3 separate regions of the Homo sapiens genome follow, and regions 1 and 2 are each linked to region 3. A link is a contact called in ENCODE Hi-C or POLR2A ChIA-PET data. All regions are on one chromosome and are shown on one strand. The core of a region is the stretch at or near the end of the contact, and the rest is flanking DNA. Distances in the headings are between cores, read along the strand shown. Region 1 has its middle 36 kb from the start of MIR221. Region 2 holds the start of MIR222HG (miR222/221 cluster host gene). Region 3 has its middle 59 kb from the start of LINC01204.

Region 1 (2,700 bases), core at 178-2,677, 260 kb after region 3:
TTAGAAGCCCATAAAGTTACTTGCATGGCATAGGAAAAGTTCCTTCCATACTGCGGGCATACTACTTGTTGTTACTTCCTGCCATGATGCTTGAATGTGTTCAAGTACGTCCCTTATGTCATATTTCTTTCAAAACTCAGCTAAAAAAATGGCATGATTTCTAGTTAGAGCATTCCTAGTCTGTCTGAAAGTACATCTAATAGGCTTTCAAATTTGAAATAACTGCGTGGTCCATTGGATGGATTAATGAGGTTGTGTTGGGTGTAAAAAGCAAATTTTCACATTTCCATTTAAGAGAATCAGGTTGACCTGGAGTGTTATCCAACAGTAGTAGTACTTTAGAAGTTCAATTATTTTGCCTAAAGTATCTCTCTACCACTGGGAGACAAAGAGGCAACACAGCTACAGGCTTTGCTTTCCTTGTGTGAACTGAGTAACAGATGCACAGTGACCAATCACTGAATGATTTTGAAAGAAGTAATGCGATTGGTCACTGATTATGATGAACATTTGTCACTTACATAGCCATTTGTGGCCTGGAGAGCTAGCAGTGAAATTTGCAGCAGTTACTCACAATTAATATGCTGTGGTGACTAAAATTTGAACTGTTTTGTTGGGAACCTGGTGTTAAATAAACCATGGTAATCAAAATTCATGCATATCAAAACAATGCAAAGTGAGAATTATCTGCATTATGTATTTCTTTGCTTATTATGTTTCCCCTATGAGAATGTAAGCTACATGGGATGCAGACTTAGCCTATTTTGTTTACAGTGATATTCACAATGCCTAGAACAAAGTGTAGCACATAGTAGGGGCTCAATAAATACTCGTAGACAAGAAGAAAGGAAAAGAAAGAGAATGGAAGACAGGAAGGAAGAGAGACAGATGTAAAAATTATCTAGCTAGATCAACTTTCGCGTGAAGATGGTGCCCAGAGAAATGAAATCACTTTCCCAAAGGTACCCTGCACTTCAAGACTTCTGATTTGGGGTTTGAAATGTACCCTCTAACCCACATTGTTCCTCTCTCTCTCTCTCCCTGTCCATGCCTTTCAGTTTATGCATTCACATGAAGATGTGAGTAATAAAGTGGTAGAGGCCTTAATCACTTGACCTTTGAGGAAGGATAAGAGCTTTACTCCAGAAGGCCACAGCCCTGTGGTGGTGATGGTGGGGGTGACATTAGGGCCTTCCCAGACTCCCTAGTATCAGACCACAGAGGCTGCTAATTCTTAGTTTATGTCAAGCTATTTGCATTTTCTTTCCTAAATGTCCTTGTGTGGTGCTACTGTCAGAGTGTACAGGATGCTGGGGTTTTTCTGCTTGTAACTCACTGCCCTGAAGTTGGGTTTCTAATTTACTCAAGGGGCTCCAGTGTCTCAGAGCAGATGGGGCAGCCTGGCCAACGGGGAGAGGAAAAGGCTGATCGGATGAAGAACTTCTGTTTCTGTGACTAAGGACTTAGTCAGCTACCTGGTTTAGGATGTACTATTTGTCAGTAAGTGGATCAGGAGGAAGCAGCACTCATTCTGGCTAGAGTAATGGTTTTCAGTGCATTTTTTACTCATGAAATTCAAAAAGAACAGGGTGCCAGTTCAACCTTGTGGTTGAGGTTATGAATGAGAAAGGAAGCTTAAATTACCCAGAGAGGCTGTCCCCTTAGTCACAGTTTCAGAGCATTCCAGACTCCTGTGTCAATTAAACCATATTGAACTTCAATAAAATACCAAAAAGGCAAATAATGGTCTTTTTGGAGAGCTCCCTTTTGCCCTACCCTTTTGATTGCGCTCTGTCTCTCTCCCCCATCTCTCCACCTCCTCTCTCCTTTCTCCCTCCCTCTCTCCCTCTCTCTCTTTCCTTTTTTCTTTCTTTCTTTCTTTTCTCTCTCTCTCTCCCTCCTTTCTTTCTTTCTTTCTTTCTTTCTTTCTTTCTTTCTTTCTTTCTTTCTTTCTTTCCATTCTTTCCATTCTTTCTTTTCTTCCTTCCTTTCCTTTTGTGGAAAAAGTAGCCGTTCTTTATAAGAATAAAATCACGTAAGTAATTAATTGGAAATGACCTTAGCTGATCTAAAGATTCTAAATCCAAGCTCTGTGTAAACAACTGATATATGTTTTCTTTCATTTTCAGATCCTTTGCCTTTTCACTTTCTCCCTCCATCTTCCTCCCTCTCTCTTGTACCCTCAGATCGCCACGCTTTGGACCTCCCACGAATGGTTTGAACCTGAGGCATGAATTGAGCTTGACTCCCTTGAGGGAGAGTTGCGAGAGGTCAGTGGTGCCTGAACCTTTTCTTGTTAGATACTCTTACAGAAGTTTTGATGAAAAGAATGAGTTGGCCAGAATTAGTCTTGGTTTGGTACATTTCCAATATCTGTGCTTTTCCTGGTTGTCATTAGCATAAATATTTGAGAGTCAACACTGAAAGAATTTGAAAAACGTATTGACTGAAGATTTTTGTCACAAACACTCCATTTCAACTGGCATCTTTCACTCTTTGAAAGGTCTCTCATTTTAAATACCACTTTCTTCTTTTGTCCTATTGAATTTCAATTATGTGCAAAGCCTTTTGGGGAGACACAAAGATGGATAGGACACAGTTCTTACCCTTACTACCAAAAACCATGCAGGGAGATAAGAGTCAGGTTGGCAAAAAGCTAAACAAACACAAGGCTAAACTAATAGTTAAAAAACTCAAAAC
Region 2 (2,700 bases), core at 13-2,512, 320 kb after region 3:
CGGGTATTCAAAGCTTTATTGTCTTTTTCTAGAACCCTTTAACATAAAGGCAGCTCAGATTCAAGATTAGAAAACTGAATTCAACAGGCAGGAACACGCATACGAAACCAGTAAGAACTACTAATCACGACCTCTCAAAATGTCATGAACCATATAGATAGAAATAACCCCCCTTTTGCTGTACTAATGTAATCCAATAGAACAAACTTAAAATTCGTGACACAAATGTAAGAAACAAAAAACAAAAATCTATTGCCATTGTAATCTACCCTTCCCAATCAGGAGAGGTGTTTCCGACGCATTACTTGAACTTTCATTTTGTACAACTTTCATCTTGTAAGGTTCTAACTAAATACTTGACATCTTAATGCAGAGGAAAGGAAAGGAGGGCAAGTAGACTAATTCTGAAAGCATCCCTTCAAATTTCATACATGCTATTCAGACTAAATGGAAATCTACATCCATGGAAAGTTAATGTCGCAATTCTACTAAACAGCCCATTCTGATTTTATGTTTCTCCTCCACTAACAAGAAAAAATAAAACAACCAAATCTAGCTGTATTACATATGTTTAGCTAAACTGATAGCACTCAGCTCATTTTTGTTAATTACCTGGCTTCTTCTCAGTCTTTATGCGGTATTCTCGTGCTGCTCTTTTTTAGAACTCCTCACTGTTTATGTGTTCTCTGTTCAACACAGTTGTTAGGGGTCTGTGAACAATTTTTCAATTCCCACACACGCATATGATATCTATTAGGGAGCAATGCCACTTTTCACTTACCAATTCTGGATAAAGGAGTATTTCCTGGTGACAGAATGCTGCTGCTTCCGTTCACTAAAACTCCCTCTTCGCAGCTTGATAAATCTGATTATAAAACGTCTTTGTTCCAGATCACACGAGGCGCTTTTCCTACAAAAGTTTTCTAAAGAGTTATCTGCATTTCATTCCTGTGACAAAACAAATCAGAACAAGGGGGGTGGGGGGGGGAACAGGGAATAAGTCCACACAAGTTCCTGGCAAAGATTTTAAGCTGCATTTTTCTGAGTTTAATCAGTAACCTATATTAAAGTGACAGTTACCAGTTCAGGAAGCCTAGAGTTTGATCAAGTCGGTCACAACCACTTTGAGAGTCTTCCACTGGTGTGCGGACTCCAAGAAAGCAGTCACTTGGTCATCTATCACATGTGGCTGAATCACTGGACAGACCACCCCCGCCCCACACACCCCCAGCCCCCGTTGAGCAGCAGCCCAGGCAGGAGAGTGGCCGGACGCCCGACCCAAGACCTCTTATAGGGACCCGCCAATTAGCTGCTGACCAATCGCAGCCAGCACCTAGTACCTAAGTCACATGATAGGGCAGTCCCTATGACTGCAGGATTTCTGAATTACTGGGGTTACACAAAGGACACTCATTCAGGAAAAGAGAAAAAAAGCCATAAGCCGAAACAGAAAACGCCCAGGCTGCGACAACTACGGCTTTAAAACAGGGAACACCCCAGCCTCACACAGACAGAGAAAGAGCCACAACCAAGCCAGGATGAAAATCAGAAGAATGTCTGGCACATATTAAAAAATAATCCCAAAGCAGACGCTGAGTTTACAAACCCACTTCAGCTATAAATCTACTCCTCCTTCCCCTTCCTCTATAGTCTCCAATAATTTTACATTCTAAACTTTTTTATTTTAAAAAGCTCCAGTGAGCCTCTGCAAAACCGCTGTAAGAAAATGTGCGAGACACATGAGCCTCTCTTCCCATCCCCTCAAAATACCCCTGAAGGAGATTCAAATTGGCCATGAAAAGATTCCTAAGTGAAATACATTTCTTTTAAAATAGTTAAATAAATTAAGTGAAATTAAACATTGCCAGAACAGATTCGTATGGTAACTAACAAATCATCTCTCTCTCAATCATTTTAAACTGTACACATCAAGGACACTCTTGTTAAGTAAACGAGCCCACTTTGTGAACTAGATACCCATTTATTTTTATTTGAATGCCCCCAATTTGTCTCTTAAACACCTTTTATGTTTAGGAAGAAATTCAACTGCGAACACCCCTACCATTGCTCCGACCTCCAAAAATGGTACTTACAAATGTTCCTTGTTTGGATCTGTCGACTTCTTCTCCCCTCCCCCGACATTTGGAGTCAAAATATGGGCTCAACCTCATCCTTCAAACCTAAAGGCCCTATTTTGATCGTGCAAGACTGCAACAGCTCCTTCTCCCAGGCAAGCCCAGAACACTGTGCCGCTTGCCATTCCCAATTTATGGAAGGAAGTGTATGTCAAACAAACCAGGTGATGACTCAGACTGCCTCCTCCAGCCACGTTTTCCCTAGAATGGGAGGGTAGTTTAAGTGCAGCCCATTTGGATGTGACTCAGTTTTATTAGACTGGTGGCTGTAGCTAAGCTGACAAGCTCACATTTTTTTTAAATAACTTGTACATTTAGAGATCAGGACGCACATTCCAACTGGTTTCAAGAATTGAATCATGTAAACAGGAGAGATGCAAGATTATTTTTAAGGTATGGCAACGCTCTGGCTCTGTTCCCTAATATTTTAAATTTCAGAACTGTGCACTGAAATTTTTACAATGGAGGCAACCAAACGTTTTAATTCACACAAGAGTAGCAAACAGGTTTTCTACATTTAGGTTTACTTGAGGTCTTTACCATGAGGGACTTGGACTCCTTCCAT
Region 3 (2,700 bases), core at 8-2,507:
TGAGGCTCAGAGAAGCCCAAGGTCTCATAGCAAGTGAGCCAGCTGGGGTTCAGATTTGAATCCAGGCACTCTGGCTCCCGATGCTGGGTGTGTTTTTAACCATTTTGTTATACTGTTACAGAATAAATGTGCACACAGTTTGTGATCCATAGTTACTGTTATAGGTAGGAAGAGAAATTGAAAAATATGAATAATTAAATAAATGTTAGACAAGTGAAGTAAAAAGTAGCTATAGAAGTTACAAAATGTTTTTCTGTCCTTGTGGTTGTGCACCTCTGGGTCAAGTGAAGCAAATATAATACCTCTTCTTTCTCCAGAAGAGTCACATGATCATGGCTTACTTTCCATTATAAACTATGTGTACTTTAGAACAAACACATTGCCACTGAGTAAAAATTACAGTGTTACTTTAAAAAAGTGAATTATTTCAGAAGTTATACCCACCAAACAAGCTATTTTTAAACAATTAATTTCACAAGAGTACCAGAAGCCTAAATATACTTTCAAAACAGCCTTCAGACACCAAGCAAATTTATACAAGGCACAGTTTGACAAATCTAACTCTAGCTTTCCATTGTTAGCCTCAAAGCCAAGTCAATATGAATGCTGGGTGGTAGAAAGCTCAGAGGGCCGCTGCATGTTTGAGCTCTTGCTGGGGCTCTGGATTCTGACCTCTGAACACTGTGACAAAGTGGAGCCCCACTCTGAAGGGAATGGGCAGCAAAGACATCTGAATTTCCTTCCCTCCACGTGCTGTGCTATCGCCTAATTTTTATCTATCTCTTAGGAGCCAACGACAAATGATTCAGGTGAATCCCAAGTTGTCTCTTTAGGGTTCTTAGAAAATGAGAGGTTTTTATGTCTGAGTACACAGTGAGAGAAAATGTAACTGATGTTCATTTTATTTATTTTTATATTTTAAGGGCTTCTAAGCCTAAAGACTTTAAGCATGCTGACCTGCCTGGAGAGCCCTGACCTATGCACAGCCTTACTTGCAAAATCCTGTGCTGATGATCCAAAGGCATTTCAGATCATAATTCTGGGGTCACCACCACTTGCGGTTATCATAAATACTTTTGAAGCAAGTGAAGAATAGGAAAGATTAAAAAATCTTTAAGGTATAAATTCTACTGAAGCAAGAAGAGATTGCATCTCATCTGAAGAAAGTCCTATAAACTTCAACCACTTAAAACTATATGACAGATACAAAAACAATCTCAAAAAAGGAAGTAGTTCTGTGTGTGACTCAGAGAATAAAAGATTACAGCATTTAGTCATAAGATACTTTGACAGGCGGTTGTTTCAGTGAAAGCACACTGAGTCTTACAGCTTGGACCAGTCATCCATTTAATTAGTGTCACTGTTTCCTACTCTTGCCAATACTCTGTCAAGCACTGAAGATATAGTGAACAAGACACCAGCTCTTCCTTCTTGGAGTTTATAGCTATTGTGGGGACAGGCAGGTAAACAGGCAACTTTAATTCCCACACTTGGGTTGAATGCATTATGGTACAGTACCACACAGGATGCCAGATGCATCTAGAGTATTCACCTGAAAGATAGAGTAGGAGAAAAAGTAGGGGAAGGTGGAGGTGCAGGTGGTGGTAGTGAAAGCGAAAAGCATTCCAGGCAGAAGCAGAAGCAACAGGCAGTTGAGAAAGAGCTTTGTGGATTAAAGCAACTGCTAGTAAGTTCAGTTTGGCTAAAATCTATAGTTGCAGAGGGGGTACTAGGTAAAGATGAGATTGAAGAAATGATCAGGGGTTAGATTCTGAAGGTTTTTTTAAAACTAGTTGAGGAGATCCACTCTATTCCTAAGGCAGTGTGGAGTCTGGATAGGTATGCCATTGATCTGGTCAGGTTTTATCCTACCCATTTCAGGAGTAGCTGGCAGGACTGGCTTCATGGGCATGTGAGCAGTATAGTTACACAGGACCCTATGCTTAGAAGAGCCCTGATCTGGGAGCTTAATGCTACCTGGTCACCATCTTCAAATTCTTAATAATTGTATTTTGGAATTTGTGTTTTGTAAATGATGTCTGAATGGACAACGGGGAATATGCAAGAAGCTTGGAGCCTCAACTCAAGGAAGGTCTTGCCTCCTGCCCCCAACCTGAGACAGCTTCTCAGCCATATGCTCCCCTGCCCCTGATACCCCATGTCGCACCTTACCTGAGCCCCAACAGCTGATACTCTTTGTCCCTGTCAAGGGCATGGGTATGAGTGTGGGGAAAGCAGGGTTGTGTGCTTTCACTCTGTGGAATCCCTGGATGGGCATGGCAGTGGCTGTCCCTGCCCTCAGCCCCAACAGCTGATACTCTTTGTCCCTGACAAGGGCATGGGTATGAGTGTGGGGAAGGCAGGGTTGTGTGCTTTCACTCTGTGGAATCCCTGGATGGGCATGGCAATGGCTGTCCCTGCCCTTAGACTGGTAGTACCATGTCATATCTGGTAGGCAATTGTGTGTCTTAGTGAGGGCAATCCCCTTGCCCACCCCTGATCTATGTACTGACTGTGTCCTGGCATGGAGGTTTAAAGATCTGTAGAGGTCATCCATCTGTTGTGGATTGGGGCAGCAGACCATGGGAAGAATACTTGCTGGAATTCCCCAGGCTCCACTTCTCTGTTGGAGTGTTGGTTAAGCAGCTTGGGGGAGGAGGAACCTGTTGACTATCAGGCCCAAGTGAGTATACCCCATGT

What was found. Hi-C counts contacts between places; a loop is a spot of excess contacts on that map. ChIA-PET counts read pairs that join two places held with the same protein, here RNA polymerase II (POLR2A). Pooled maps may share reads with other maps.
Region 1: a pooled map shows a loop between it and region 3 (10-fold over the local background). The contact joins two enhancer-like sites. A Hi-C loop is called at or near these places in 5 of 50 pooled maps. POLR2A ChIA-PET finds 5 or more read pairs at or near these places in 2 of 52 experiments (PC-3 and activated CD4-positive, alpha-beta T cell).
Region 2: a map of sigmoid colon shows a loop between it and region 3 (2.5-fold over the local background). The contact joins the promoter of MIR222HG here to the enhancer-like site in region 3. A Hi-C loop is called at or near these places in 1 of 168 maps with a recorded cell type or tissue (sigmoid colon) and 1 of 50 pooled maps. POLR2A ChIA-PET finds 5 or more read pairs at or near these places in 1 of 52 experiments (HCT116).

The regions. Positions count from the first base shown.
Region 1 is chrX:45,709,089-45,711,788 of GRCh38, forward strand. No RefSeq gene overlaps it. Among named protein-coding and RNA genes, the nearest start is that of MIR221, 36 kb to the right of the region's middle. RefSeq lists an enhancer at 1,034-1,133. Within about 2 kb of position 1,428, at least 6 of the 41 ENCODE cell types and tissues checked have a DNase peak (open chromatin) inside an H3K27ac peak, as active enhancers do; they include PC-3, where a contact is called at or near this core.
Region 2 is chrX:45,769,005-45,771,704 of GRCh38, forward strand. MIR222HG (miR222/221 cluster host gene) reads right to left here and starts at 1,263. Exons shown (of 2, transcript NR_170290.1): 1 at 1,081-1,263; 2 at 1-948.
Region 3 is chrX:45,444,939-45,447,638 of GRCh38, forward strand. No RefSeq gene overlaps it. Among named protein-coding and RNA genes, the nearest start is that of LINC01204, 59 kb to the right of the region's middle. Within about 2 kb of position 1,258, at least 3 of the 41 ENCODE cell types and tissues checked have a DNase peak (open chromatin) inside an H3K27ac peak, as active enhancers do; they include HCT116 and PC-3, where a contact is called at or near this core.